Regions from separate parts of the Mus musculus genome. Here all the other regions are linked to region 2. A link is a loop called in an ENCODE intact Hi-C map of the cell type or tissue named here. Cell type or tissue: heart. All regions are shown on one strand.

The links. Peaks named below come from ENCODE experiments on the same cell type or tissue, not always from the same donor. Only the 100,000 strongest peaks of a DNase experiment are listed, where the experiment ranks them.
Region 1: it touches region 2 in a loop (3-fold over the local background); 6 of 42 quality-filtered maps call a loop at or near these places.
Region 3: it touches region 2 in a loop (2.4-fold over the local background); 14 of 42 quality-filtered maps call a loop at or near these places.

The regions. Positions count from the first base shown.
Region 1 is chr17:24,933,507-24,938,506 of GRCm38, forward strand. Mapk8ip3 (mitogen-activated protein kinase 8 interacting protein 3) reads right to left here and starts at 3,471. Exons shown (of 33, transcript NM_001163449.1): 1 at 3,031-3,471. The coding sequence starts at 3,348. In heart, CTCF peaks have their summits at 2,811 (motif pointing right) and 3,963 (motif pointing right); a DNase peak (open chromatin) is centred at 3,505; H3K4me3 peaks cover 2,695 bases; H3K27ac peaks cover 2,205 bases.
Region 2 is chr17:25,271,980-25,276,979 of GRCm38, forward strand. It overlaps Ube2i (ubiquitin-conjugating enzyme E2I), which reads right to left and starts at 1,452. Exons shown (of 7, transcript NM_001177610.1): 1 at 1,342-1,452. Gm17801 (predicted gene, 17801) reads left to right here and starts at 2,145. Exons shown (of 1, transcript NR_027452.1): 1 at 2,145-3,549. In heart, a CTCF peak has its summit at 2,349 (motif pointing left); a DNase peak (open chromatin) is centred at 1,982; H3K4me3 peaks cover 2,868 bases; H3K27ac peaks cover 3,226 bases.
Region 3 is chr17:25,127,197-25,132,196 of GRCm38, forward strand. No RefSeq gene overlaps it. Among named protein-coding and RNA genes, the nearest start is that of Clcn7, 3.7 kb to the right of the region's middle. In heart, a CTCF peak has its summit at 3,062 (motif pointing right); a DNase peak (open chromatin) is centred at 140; H3K27ac peaks cover 917 bases.

The DNA of each region.
Region 1 (5,000 bases), 340 kb before region 2:
AAAATGTCCACTGAAAAATGCAAACCTATGTTCTAAGCATTTTCCTTTCTTGCCTGATGCTAATTTAAAAATATCAGTCACCTGCTTTTATATGAAGTCAACTCAGCCATGCTCACATAGACATGTGGCATGGTTGTCCTGGCCACATGTATTAAACGACATGAAAAGCAGAGGCTGAGATCGTGGCTCAGTGGTGAAAACTTGCCCAGCATGCTCTGAGGCTCTGGTTTTCATTGCCAGCACTAGAGAAAGAAAAAGGAAAAACAAAGTCCTATTTCCACAATTTCATGGGTGACAGTGAAAATGCTCAAAGGCCACTGTACCCATCGGCTACTGAACTAGATAGTATAAAACAGAGCAGGCCCATTGTCACAGAAAGTTCACTGGGCAGAATGGTTGCTCCAAAGGGGGTCCTTGGGCCTCAGGAACTGAAGCATCAGTGTGGAGAGATGTGCAGAGAAACAAAAAGCCAGCTTCCCTTCTCATCACACCAGCTAGAATCTCTTTGCCGGTACCAGCAGGGAAATGAGAATAACTCTGGGTGGAGCAGGCCAAAAGATACTAAATTCTTCAGAGCTCCTGAGTGATAAGGATCATTCGTGATCTCTTTAGTACATGGTTGGATGCTAGAAGTTGGGGTTGGGGGGCAGAAGTAGCCTGATAAACCTTTCCCTGACAAAGCAATAGAAGTGGCACTTGGGAAGGTAGGAGGGTATTTGAGTTGAGAAGAATGGGCCTCTAACCACTTCAAGTAGAAATGTGAGAAAAGGGTATCATCCTGGGTCTTTCAGGAAAAAATAAATCTTGGGTCAAATTCTGAGTTTGGATTCTGTTTGTGTAGCAGCAAATGCCACAGCATCAGCAAATGTCCAGAGAACCCACTGGAGTTTCTTGAGATAACCTGAAGGGTGCTTCTACCACATCCTTAGGGCTAAGAAAGATAACGGCAATAATAACGACAATACTCTGTCTTTCAAAAAACATCTTTTTTCCTTGATCTAAGTGCTTGTCTACTGCAAGGAAAAAGGCTAGTACAGTTAGCTGCCTTTCTAGTCCTTTTCTCTTCCAGAGGAAAATGACCAAGGGATACAAACCACTTTACATTAGAACAGTACCAATCAGTAACAACTCGACAGATTATGAGGCCCAAGTCTGAGTTGAAACATTAGGGGCACTGCCCTCGCTTCTAAATCCACCTTGCCACAGTTCTCTTTCTAGGTAACCAGTGGTCAACAGTGATACTTGTAGTGAACCTGATTCACTACTTTTGGTAACTCACTCATTTTATAAAACAGCTACAACTGAAGGTCTGAGAGAAAGAGGGAGAGGCTGGGTAAGGTGTGTGGTCCCCGGGGGCAGGATAGCCAGGCTGGTTTCTTCTGTCAACACTACAGCTGAGCCCCTCCTCTCAGGTTCTGAGTCCCAGAGAGGGAACCACCTGGTATCAAAACATACTGGTATCAGGAAAGAAGGAAAGGGCTGCGATGTTGTCTCTGTTTAAAAATTTTAAAAACCTAGGATTCTGTCTTCCCAGAAAGCTGCTGACAGCTCAGATTACCCATATCTGACTAAGCTTAAACAAGCAAAGTGCCCGGGACAGCAATTCTGCAGCACAACTCTGCATGCAGTGATGCATCGCTCCGGGCTATTACACCATCTCATCACCCATCCCTGTTTAGAAAAGGAAACTGTAGTCTTTTTACAGAACTGAAGATAAGCATGCAGGTCTTTCCACAGGAGCTAGGATGCTGTTTACAGTGTTTAGTCCCCCTTCAGCTTTACCCTCACTGGAGGTCCCTCCAAGGGCATAAATGGGCATTTAACCCCGGCTTCCACCGGGCCAGTTTGGCATCTATTTACTCATTGCATTGCTCAGCTTCCTTTCAAGAGCTGGGTCTTCTGCACAACCTAAGCCCCACGTACACTCACTGCTCCGTCCAGCTTGTTATTAAGCTGGAAGGCAGAGGCATCCTCCCCGGGGGACAGTGTCAACACTCAAGCAGAAACCATTTTACAAGGATGTAACTTTGCCTTACCACAGTACACCTTCATTTTCTTCTTTTTCTCCACATTAGTGATCTTGACTATGTAAGTATGGAGGCAAGGGGAAGAAATAATACCCAAGTCCTTTGCCAATGTATCAAAAGTCCCCAGAGAGTCAGGGCTATGGAGAGTGGTATCAGGCACAAGACAACTCCAGGGCAGGTCTAGAAGGACCAAACACTGCAGACTTCTAGGGTACTGCCCCACTAGGCAGCAATATGAACCCAGAAGGTAAGGCTTAAGCTGTTGCCAAGGTCTACCCTGTTACTTGGCCTGTCCTTTTGTCTGTGGTCAGTGTGTGACCTTGATCTAGCCCAGACAGTTTCTGGAGCCAGTTCCCTGTTTCTGAGGTCACCCAAGCCCTCCTCACATCCTTTGAGGCTTTTGAATCCCCCCATATGTAGAGAACTTGATTAAGCCAGTTATGTGGTGCCCATGCATTCACAGCAAAATCTTGACAATCAAAAGGCAAACCATGGAAAGTATGAATGATTCAAGATAAGCAAAGCTTTTATCCTAGCTGTGATGCAGGGCCACTAACTTAATAAGAAGCCAAAATATCAAGATCGACTCTTAATTTCAATAGTAGTCTCTAAGACTGTGTCAAGTCAACTTCACTTAAATGGAATTTAACCTCATATAAGAAGGCACTTCCCATCATAAACCGAAGAGCATTTATTTCTAGAATTGTAGAATTCTGGGCTTTGTGATTCTAGGGCAACTTGCTCCAAAGACGGGAAGGAATAAAACCCAGAGCCAGCAGGCGGCAGCCAAGGTCAGAGGACAGCAGGAATGGGGGCCCATGTCTCCCGGACTCTGCACAGGCTGTGCTCTAGGTCCCAATTGGATGGAGAAAGTGGCACTCCCAGCAGCATCGGCATCAGCATCAGCATCAGCAGCATACTGCCGGCTGAGCCGAGCTGGCTGCTCCACGCTACCCACACCGTCCCTCACCGTCCCTCTCCGCGGCGGCCGGGGCCCACGCACCTCCTCGGCCTGTTTGCGCAGCGCCTTCTCGCGCTCGTATTGCGTGAGCAGCTGCTCGTTGTCCTCGCGTAGGAGCTCCAGCTCCACCTCGTGCTCCTGGTTCTCGCTCAGCACCGAGTCAAGGTTCTCCAGCACGTTCACCACCAGCGGCATGAGCTCCTTGACCACCTCCTCGTCATAGCAGTGAATGAGGCGCTCGAACTCGCGGTAGATGGAGCCCGCCAGGCCCGACACACGCTCCGACATGACCGAGCCCGAGCAGTAGTCGTCTTGGTACACCACCACTCCTCCTCCCTCGTCCATCTGGATCTCCATCATCGCGGCTACCGCCGCCGCCGCCAGCGCGGCTCGTTCCGGGGCCCGAATCCACGGGCCGCTGTCACCTCAGGCAGCCGCTACCTTAGGACGTGCCGCCGCCCAGGCCGCGCCCGTCACTCCCTTGCCGGAAGTCCCGCCTGGCTGCGGGGGTGGAGCCCCATCCAGTTCCGCCCCGAGCGCCTTGACGCTAAAGGAACGTTTCCGGCTGCGTTGCTGGTGGCTCTTGAGGACGTAGCTCAGTCTGATTGGAGTGACCTGGATGCTTCTCTATCTCTGTCCTGTTTGTCTTCAGACCTTTGTCATACATACTCTGGCCACCCTCAACGTTCACGCGACATGTGTCGCTTGCCCTGTTTCTGGTTGTTTCCCGCTCTGCTGGTTGCTTAGTTCCATGCAGTGCTTCATTTTGCACAGGACACCAGGTTCTAAAATCCTTATGTGTGGCGGTACTTTTGAGACAGAAATATAAAGCGAGTCGATCTATATGTGTTCATTTGCTGGGGACACCATGAACCTGACTTTGAACTACTTGCTTTTTTTTCCTCTTTCTTTTTTTTTTTTTTTAAATTTATTTAATGTATTCACCGTTGCTCTCTTCAGACACACCAGAAGAGGGCATCAGAACCCATTGTAGATGGTTGTGACCCAACATGTGGTTGCTGGGAATTGAACCTAGGTCTTCTGGAACAACCAGTGCTCTTAACCACTGAGCCATCTTTCCTGCCCTTGAACTACTTTCTTGCTTACGTGGTTTTCCCGGTCCCCAAAGCCTTCCAAGGCAGCTCAGATTCACATCCTCTTAAAAAAAAAAGTTACTTGTTATTTTATGTGTATGTGTTTGGTTGTATGTAGACTTGTGCATCACACACATTCCTGGTGTCTGTGAAGGCCAGAAGAGGGCATCTGAATTGGAGTTAAGAAGGTCAGTTGTGAGCAGCCATATGGATGGCCAGAACTGAACAGAGGTCCTCCCCTCTAAGAGCAAGTACTCTCAACTGCAAGCCACCAGATCTTACTCTTAACCAACACAGTCCTTCTTGTAGCTGAAGTCCAGAGCACTTAAAACATTCCTCACAATTTCATATGCAAAGTCTTACTGTGTAGCACTGGCTGACCTGGAACTTGGTATGCCTGGCTTCTGCCATTCAGTATACACCATTACCTGGGGCTATACTTCCCTCATCTTTCCAAACACATAGATAAATACCTACTCTAAGAGATTGTTTTGTAACATGCCTCAGACCTTAGCACAACTCACTCCATGATGGAAGTCCAATTCAGGCTGTAAAACTCGGCATGTAGATAGCACCACCTGCCAAAAGAATGAAAACAGACCCAATCCCTCAGTGTGGATAGTTCTGAGAAAGTCTCTAAATTCCTAACTTTGCTTTTTGGCTTCTGTAGTTCTGCCTCTGACTAACTGTTCTTGTTAACTGAAGCATGCCAACCCAGAACATGGCTTTGCCCTTAAAAGCTCATCCTGAGAAAGGCTCAAGGCCTTTCTTGTTTGAGATCCTAAACACCCAGTGTACTCACCAGCCAGCTAATAAAGACTTTCCTATTGGCTTAAAACTATGTCAGAGCATTCTTCCACGGTGAACACCCCACAACATTTTCAGGTTGCCTGAATTTTGATACTGATTTAATTTTTC
Region 2 (5,000 bases):
GTAACTGACTTCAGGATAAAGTTGTGTGCCCAGAGAACTCTGTCCTAGCATCCAACTGCAGCTATCCTAAGTGAGAAGAACCGAGAAGCTAGCTCAACTGCTCTTGCCTGGACACTCAGTGTTAAGGAGACAGAACCAGGGAATCACCAAGAGTTCAAGGTTAGCCTTGGCTACAAGAGATCCTGTCTCAAAAACAGGGAGAAGTGAGAGGTGGCTCTTATCAGAACTCTTAAAGGCCTTTTGCCCCACGGTCGAGGAAAAGGAACCCTAGGAGCACCCTGGCAATGATCTAGGCAGAAACTTGGGGGGCAGTGCTGCTGCTCCCGCAAGCACTCCAAAAGCCACTTAAACACAACTTGCCTTCCCAGGCAAACAGTCACTTCACGAGCTAAAAGTTTTGTGATGCAATGACCAAACTAAACCAAACCAAACCAAAAAACCATTCCCCTCCCCACTACTAGAGACAGGAAGGACATACAGGGATGGGTCTTATGACTCCAGGCTTCCTACAGTGTACAGTATTTGTCTGGCGACACCACCTACTTCAGAGCTACTTACCGGTCAGAGAGCCTGTGCAAGGTTGCTTATCTCCGCCCACCTCGGCAGAGGGAACATGGGTACCAGGCACTACGGCTGGCTTGGATAGGGCGAAGCGGCCTCTTTTACTCGAATGCACACTGTAGGCCCTAAGGATCCTTCAGTAAGTATACCACGCTGTTTGTTAAGTTTCCAGTGGCAGAGACAGCCAGAGGAGGGCAGGACTGCGATCACTCACAGCCTGAATACCTTTAGAAAGAAAACAAACTCCCCTTCGACGCCCGTTTTCTGCTATGCAGGCAGGTAACTAACTCATCCACTAAAACAACAGTTCCTTAAGAATAAAGGAAGGTGGGGCAGAGAATATACACAAGACTCCCCCACAAAAACCCAAGCTACAAGCCTAGCGTCTCGGTAACGAACGAAGCCTTCTGATGTGACTCCGGGTGCTTACAGGCCCCGACACGGCCCAGTACTCACGGCCTTCCGCACTCTCACTCGCCTAACTACGGAGCCCAGCACCGCCCAGAACGCGTCTGGGAGCTACTGGGAAGCTCAGATTATCTGTTGCGGGGTCGGCGGAACTCAGTTCGCCAAGAGTAGGGGGGCAGTGGGCCGTGCTCCCAACCCTGTATTCTCCCGTGGCACAGCGGCTGGGCCCTAGTGCCCCGAAGGCCGAGACTCGGAGGCCGCGAGCGAGAGGAGGCCGCCGTGGCTCCGCTCGGCGCCTCCCGGAAGCTCACTGGGAACGGCGGCGAGTCCGGGCGAAGATGGGAGTGCGTGCGCAGGCCGGTGGCGGCTCACCTGGGCGACCGCGGCCCGGACCGTCGCGGCGGCAGAGGCGGCGGCGCTCCTTTGTCTCGGGACTTCCCTCCGCGCCCGCCGCGCGCAGCACGGAGCGCAGGACCCCAGCGGGCGGGGCGGGGCCTGAGCTGGGCTGCCCGCCACACGCCTGCTCAGCTTACCGTCCCTCCCGTCCGGTGGCCTACGCGTCTACTTAAACACGAGCTTCCCGCAGCCCGCACGCGGCTGCCGCGCCCTCGTTGCCCGCGACCGCCTAAGGAGCCCGAGCCCAGGGCGCCTGTCCAAGCAGGCGGTGCCCTGAACGGCCGCACTCTTAAAGGGGCCGCGTCCTAGGCTCGAGGGAGCGTCTGCAAACTCCTCTTCGGGATGAGCGCGTCCACTCGAGGACACATCAGAGAGTCGTGTGAGGAAAAAGAAGCATAGATTCCCAAGGGTCATCCGGATGCTCAGAGGGCACCTTCCCGGGCACAGGCTCTGGAGGTATCCTTGGGCTCAAGGCCCGAGTCCCGGGAGCAAAGATCACTGAGGCCTAAACATCCTGGGAATCGTCGCAGTACGGTGACGATCCCCGGAACTTAGCGCGCTGTGACACTTTCTGCAATTGGCCAGCTCAGGAACTTGGGCGGGGTGAACCTCGAAACTATCCAATGAACTAGCCTCATACAAAGGGCCAAACGCAAGCAAAACCGACGGGGAGAGAAATGTGGATGCTCCCTAACCTACGAGTTAGCCCCCTAGTGGGGGAGGGGAATGGGCCTGCGCCGTGGGGGAGGGGCAGCACCCGCGGACCCCCCCCCCCGCGCGCGCGCCCCAGGCCTCTTCCCTGTGCCGCACCCCACACCTTAGTTCCACCTGAAACCCCTGTGCGGCTTCTGCTGGCCCCGCTGGACACGCTTTTGTCACGCCGTGGCCTAGTCCAGTTTCCTCGGCCAGTCCTCTGCAACCCAGCTCGGATGCTTCCTCACCGACTCACCGACGGGACGGGTACTTAGAACCGTCGGCTGGCCCCCTGGTGGCCATTCTGGCGCCTGCTCCTTTTTTTTTGGCACGTGCTGGAGGCCTTTCGGGGCCAGTTGCAGCCAACAAGGGCTTCCTGGGAATTTGGACTATGGGTCCAATTGCTGCCAGGGACTCCAGTGTTCATCTGTCAGTATCTCCGTCCATCTACTCACCACTCTCTCCTTCCTTCGTTCTCCTCTTACCTTTTGAGGTTGTTGGGTGCCCCAAAACAGGAACTAAGGTCCCATGCCCCTTGCCCACAATTGTCCAACATTCCCTGGAGCTCACCCTGTTAATTCCTCCTGTTCGTAGCCGTACTGTTTAAGAGTTAAGATCACAGTGAGCACCAGATCCTGAGGGACCTTGGTCTCTCATTGGGGCTGAGTTGTAGACAAGGTCGGCTTAGATACAAGTTCCTGACACACTAGATCTGTACCCCCAACAGATCTGGTTTGGATCCATCCCAGCCTGCAAAACAGCTTCCAAGTCTGGTGGCTCCTGGGCACTTAGGGATGTTGGCCTGTGAATTGTACCATCTGGGACCAAAGTTATCAGCAGATTGTCTGGGGGCTCTCATTTTGTGGCCGGTGGCTCTGAGTGGCCCAGTAATCTTTTTACTTTGTTTTTTTAGTTTAGGGTCCTATGCATTATCCCTGCCTGGCCTCCAACTGACCTTGAAGTCCTGTTCTATGTGATTCCACCCCTAAATTGCACAAATCGTACCACATCCACTTTGGAATCTACTTTTCAGCTAGGGTCACAGTTGAGCCTGGTCTGGACTCACGGATATTGGATTTTCTGCAGGAATGAGACTGAGGGAAAGACTGCGTGGAGAGGCAGCTGGAAGTCGTATGTAGTTATTGAAAGGATTGATCTGTGGTCCACAGGGCACTGCAGAAGGTTTAGAGCAGGAGTGTATGATGTAACGCCATGGTGTAGTGATAGTATGCAAATCACTCTAATCTCCCTAGCAGGCAAGCACTTCTTATGACTATCCCATGTAGATTCTTTTTTTTGTTTTGTTTTGTTTTTTTTGGTTTTTTGAGACAGGGTTTCTCTGTGTAGTTCTGGCTGTTCTAGAACTCAATGTAGACCAGACTGGCCTCAAACTCAGAAATCTGCCTGCCTCTGCCTCCCAAGTGCTGGGATCAAAGTCGTGCGCCACCACTGCCCCGGCTCCATGTGGATTCTTGAATAAAAGACACACACATGCAGCCTTATTTTTAATATGCCCTAAGCAGCCCAACAGCTGGGCCCCTCCCAACCTTCCACATTGCTAACACCTACCCTCTGAGACTCCTGAATTTATCATTTACTAAAATCTATATTCCATCTTTGCTACCCCAGACACTATTTGGGGAGGGCCCCCTGGGGCCACTCATCCTCAGCTCTTACATGGCCGTATGCTTTCTCTCCTACAGCTCTCAAGACTGATCCTCCTGCTTCCCCAGCATGGCGATTCTAAAAATCCCTCTTTTCCCCATGGTTCCCTTGCCCAGAAACTCTTATTTAAAGTCCCACCTCAGTCTCCCTGCCCAGCCATTGGCAGCCTGGCAACTTTATTTACCAATTAGAGCCAATTGGTAGGGTCCCACTGTGCCTTGCATGCAGATGTGTGAATTCTCATGTAATTTGGGAACCCAATTAATATAAGCAATAAACCAAATCCACAACACCATAGCACCACTTTGTTTGCTGAGTAGATGCAGAAGACACTTCCCATTGGTCCAGGGTGCTGAGTTCAACCAGCACAGAGAACTCATATCCGGGCAGATGCCGTGTTAAGACCCAAAGGCCCTTGTGCTAGAGGGAATGTCAGGAATGGTAATGTGGAGTTGGCTGGGTTGGACTGGAGTAGGAGGCTATATCAGCCTAGAAACTTTATATTTTTCAAGATACGCATTCTCAGTGGACAGGGGTCTTGACTGGGGCCATCTCTCTGGGTGTAAAGGGAAGCCAAGTGTAGCAGTGAGTTTGTGCTCCATGGCTTTGGCTCGCATGCACACACCCTCCTAGGAGCTATCTGGATTCGTGAATGGAGGACACACACACACACACACACACACACACACACACACACATGCTTGCCAGTTAACTTTAAAATGCCTTAGCTACTCCAAGGCTGGGTACTCCTAAACCTTCCTCTGCTACCTCAGGGCCAATCGGGGAAGTGGTCAGTGGCCATTTAACAGAAATCTCACATTGCTGGTTGGCTTTATCTCCTGCAGTCCTATGTCCATCTGTATCCCACCGCTTCATGGCAATTTCTTCCACTACCCGCCACCCACCCGCCATGTCCTAGCCCTCAAAACTCTAAGGATCTGCTCCATCTCCCTTTGCCCAGTCACTGGCCTCTGGCATCTTTATTGATCGATCAAAAACCGATTGGGGACAAGAACCTTTAGCATTTGAACACTCAGATTCCCGATTGAGTCAAAGCATTTGAACCAATCTCCAATAGCCAAGATTGAAGTGCAGTAAGAGGTTGGTGGACAATCAGTAAACAAACCTCAGTGAAGGGCCTTGGCTGTTGTGTACACCCATCCTTTTCCCAGTGGATTGGGTACTACCTAATGTAGGAGTAGGGCCCTGTGTTCCCTGAGTGTCATCTCCTGCTCTGCTGGGAGGTTGGCTCTGCACACAAGGTTGTGAATAGGGGT
Region 3 (5,000 bases), 140 kb before region 2:
CAGCTGCTAACAGCTGAGCTACTGAGCAGGCTGGCATGCTTCGGTCAGTCCCTGACCCAGGGACGATCACGAAGGGTGTGCGCTGCTATCAGGTTAGGAGTGTTGACATTCCCTCCCTTTGTCCGTTTCTAGCTGCTGCTTTCTTCACTGTTAGTGTTCTCTGTCTGCTAGCTGTCACTCACTTGGCCAGCTTGCTATCTGACCTTGCTGTCACTTACTGGACCAGCTTTGCTATCTGACCTTGCAGGTGTCCAAGTGCTGTAATGATACGAAGCTCTCTTAGTTCTCAAGAAATAGTTACAACTCTTGGTGTTTGTTTGTTTGTTTGTTTGTTTTTCAAGACAGGGTTTCTCTGTCTAGCGCTGGTTGCCCTGGAACTCACTCTGTAGACCAGGCTGGCCTCAAACTCAGAAACCTGCCTGGCTCTGCCTCCCAAGTGCTGGGACTAAAGGCATGTGCCACTACCACCCGGCTAGTTACAGCTCTTAATTAATCTTCGTTAATTTTTTTTATCTAATGCGTGCCTTGGGGTTTCTTTCCTGTTGTATGTGGAGGCTTTGTTAGGGGCTCCCTGGTGTAATTAGTTATATCAGAGACAAGAGTCTACAAGAGGAAGGATTCCTCAAGGACTCGTGGGTGGGGAAGCCAGCCTGTGCTCGAGGACGCAGAGCCCTGGCCTTTCCCTTATCTCGGGAGCTTGCTTATCTTTTCTGTTTTCTTTTCATTAATTTTTTTAGAAAGGGTTTCACTATGTACCCCTGGCTGTCCTAGAACTCGATCTGTAGACCAGGTTGGTCTCGAACTCAGACATTCACCTGCCTCTACTTCCTGAGTGCTGGTATTAAAGGTGTATGTCACCATGTTCGGCATCAGTTTGGCTATCTCGCGCCTAATCATAGCACTCTGATTCACTTTCTCAGTGTTCCAGCTTGGCCATTTCCACACTTAGTTTTTCTGTTTGACCTCAGTGTCTGTCCCCACAGTAACACTGTGAGTGACTGATAGTTTTCACCGTGTGCCTCTTCCCTGCCCCCCTCCCTATGGAAGCTAGCACCTGTTTCTCTGTTTGTGGAAGAGTTATGACTCTATAGTATGGGTTGCTGTCCAACTTGCTACCCTCCCAACTCAATTCTCCAAATGCTGGGATTATAGACACCTGCCACCATATCCCTTTCCATTTCAAAAGCAAGAAAGTGGCACTGGACAGATGGCCCGGAGGTCAAGAGCATTGGCTGCTCTTCTAGAGAACCCAGGTTTGGTTCCCAACACTAACATGAAAACTTAGAACCACCTGTAACTCCAATTTCAGAAGATTTGATGCCCTTTCTGGACTCCACAGGTACGAGGCACACACATACATGTAGACAAAACACTCACATACATTTAAAAAAAAATCTAAAATGAGAAAGTAGACTGGAGGTGACCCATTTCTATTGCTAATAAAACCATGGAGCCCCAAAGCCTTCTACACCCTGAGTCTGGAGGCTTCAGTTTTATAGAGGCTGGGTCTCCATTCGGCTATCCTTTCATCAAGTGGGAGGCAGACAGCTATGCAAAACCCTACCCAGATACACTGCCATGGGAACCTCACTCTAAATTAGTCTTTTTTTTTTTTGATTGGATCTTTGTAGCCCAGGCTAAGCTTGAGTTCTCTGTGTAGCTGATGATGACCCTAAAGTCCTGACCCTCCTTCCTCCACTCCCTGGTGCTGGGATTACAGGTGTTTCCCATAAGGGCTATATGCATGTTGGGCAAGCATTTCCTAACTGCTACATCCCCAGCCCCACCCCTCTCTCACTTTTCAAGACAGTTTTTCTGTGTAGCCATGGCTGGCCTGGGACTCGCTCTATAGACCAGGCTGGCCTCAAACTCAAGAGACCCACCTGCCTCTGCCCCCTGAGCACTGGGCTTAAAGGTGTGTGCCACTACACTGCTACCCTAAGTGAGTCTCTCTTTTCTTTTCTTTTTTTTTTTCTTCAAGACAGGGTTTCTCTGTGTAGCCCTGGCTATCCTGGAACTCACTCTGTAGACCAGGCTGGCCTCGAACTCAGAAATCCGCCTGCCTCTGCCTCCCAAGTGCTGGGATTAAAGGTGTGTGCCACCATGCCAGGCTCTAAATGAGTCTCTTAACAGCATCTTTCCAATTTATTGGTGTGCCCTAGGCCTTCTGCTAAAATCAGCTTCCTAGGCCGCCTGTTCGTGAGTCACAATCAGGAAGAATGTCAGACCTGGAAACCCCAGTGGACACCTCATGGCTGTGATCTTGAGTCATGCTGTCTTCTGCTTCCCTAAGAACCTGAGCTCTTGGTCTCAAGCACAGCCAGTTGAGCGTCCCTCCTTCTCGAACATCCCTTCCTGCTTCTCTTAACACATTCTGGAAGCAGTGTTTGCTTCATTTCATTCTGGCTTCAAGGAGAGTGGGGAGCAACATACTTCTCCTGGAAAGAGCCATCTAGTGATCTAGTGATTGCTGGAGGGACGGCAGGGTCCTGGGATTGCTGATCTGTAGAAGATCCCAAGCAGCAAGCAGGAAAAGCTGGACCTCCAATGGTTTGATTACAAATGTCTTGCTCTCAACCTCGTGGACAGGCTAGAACAGCTGGAAGTAACCAGACACACACAGGCTCAAAGCCAGGATTCGGCAGAGCATTGGTTCTATAATCCCAGCTTTCAGATGTTCAACACAGTCTAAGGGAACCAAGATATCACACCAGTCACTGCAGAGCTTGGGACGTCAGCAGACATGTTCCAGCACAGTTGTCATTCCAGACAAGTAGAAGGTCTTAGATGTGGTCCATTAGTGTTTGGGGCAGTGTGGGAGGACCTTAAGGACAAGCGGAAATCTTAGACAGGCAGTCATGGGAAGTCGGTTGGATTTGGAGATATGTTCATCTGACTCAGCCTCCCAGTGGGGTCATCAAAAGCCACCTGTGTATTTTGAAGTATGAACCTCACCCTTTCTAAGGCCACTAGATTCCTTCTTTCTTTCTTTTTGAAAAAAAAAAAAAAGATTTATTTATTATGTATATGTAAGTACACTGTAGCTGTCCTCAGACATACCAGTAGAGGGCATCAGATGTCATTACAGATGGTTGTAAACCACCATGCAGGGTTGCTAGGATTTGAACTCAAGACCTTCATAAGAACAGTCAGTGCTCTTAACTGCTGAGCCATCTCTCCAGTCCCCTAGATTCCTTCTTTAACCACATCTATTACATTGTTACAATCCTGGCCCTTCAAGGAATCAGTACTAACAAGAAGCCAATGGTCCTCCCATAACCAATTTGTCCACCCCTGTCCATTTCTTGTCCACCCCTGTTCATTTCTCTTCTTACAAAGACTTACAAGGTTCAACAATAGAGCATTTGGCTGACATGTGTAAGACCCCGAGTTTAATCCCTAATAGACAAAAGTCAATAAAAAGAGAACAATAAGTTGAAGGCCCTGGTCTTTTGGGAGCTGTGGGAATTGTACCACTTTGTCAGCAAGGGTTATGGAGAGATCTATGCCCCCAGGCATGACCCTAGGATGACTCTCTCCATTATAACTCCTCCTACATATCCTGCTATGCCACATCTCTACTCTGCTTATTCTTCTGCCAATCCTTTTTCCCCCCAAACTCTATCATCCAGAAAGGCCCAAGCCTGTGCATTTAGCTCAACTGACAACTTAAATGTCCTAGTCTTAAAGAAATTGTGATCAAAGTTTGTATGTGTGTGTGGGGGGGGTGTGAGACAGGGTTTCTCTGTGTAGCCCTGGCTGTTCTGGAACTCACTTTGTAGACCAGACTGGCCTTGAACTCAGAAATCCACCTGCCTCTGCCTCCCAAGTGCTGGGACTAAAGACATGTACCACCACTGCCCAGTTTCTGATCAAAGTTTTGAAGGGATCTAAGTTCAAGCCCCATGGAATACTAATGACCTTAGTTGGACAAGCCAGCTTCATTTCCCAACCTCAAAGCCCAGCAATACAAAAGAGGTTCATGACATCCTTATCACTGTCTTGTAAAATGACAAAACTAAGGTGTGTCAAAGAGGAAACAGCACACACACACACACACACACACACACACACACACACAGAGAGAGAGTCACAGGATAATCATGGGAAAATTCAGAACACCATTTAACTTTCTTCCTCTTATTCTGTGTTTAGTTTTGGTTTTACTTTGAATTGTATGAAAGGAAGGACATTTCCTATAATCCTCTCACCCTTAGAGGTTAAGATGAACTTAAAACTTTCTGATTTGAAAATTTTCAAATAAAAAAGTTTCAAGGTAATATTATATACATGTATATGCATATATATATATATAAAATCTAGGATATATATATGTACACATATATAGATGAATGTACATATATATCCTAGAACCCTTGTTAACTCTCTTACATATGATCTTTGTCACCACTGATGTCCTGAATTGTATTTTAACTATTTTTATAGAATCTTTCTATGTCGTACATATTAACCCCAGCCCTCTCTGATATTTCTCTGTTAAATGTAGCTTTCACATTATATACCTATTTCCTTCATTAAGTGGACACTTTCTTCCTTGCTTCCTTCTACCATCCTCTGTAATGCAACTGCCATGACACTGCTCAGAAGTAAACTTTGTAACATCGTTCTTTCTCTGTAGAGTGCCACCCATGATTACAGTCACTCTCGGGTCCCTGAAGTTGTAGTATCAAATCCCAATCCTTGCCCCTACATAATTCAGGATACATCTAAGAACAACTTTGTTGATGTAACACCGATACTAAGGCAAACTTAATCTTCCTAAAATACTATTGCCTAAAGCAACCTGCGGCTAGTTAATGCCACGCCCATGTGCTGTCCTAGTCTCCTCCTCGGAGGAACCCCAGTCTTTCCTAATTTGGCACTTCAGGGTGCCACGGTCCACCCAAGTCGGTTATGGGGGTCTCTGGAATGAGGGTCCTCAAAGCTAGGTGGGTAAGGATTCGGTGGTGACAAACAGAAACAAACACAGAGGCAGTTTG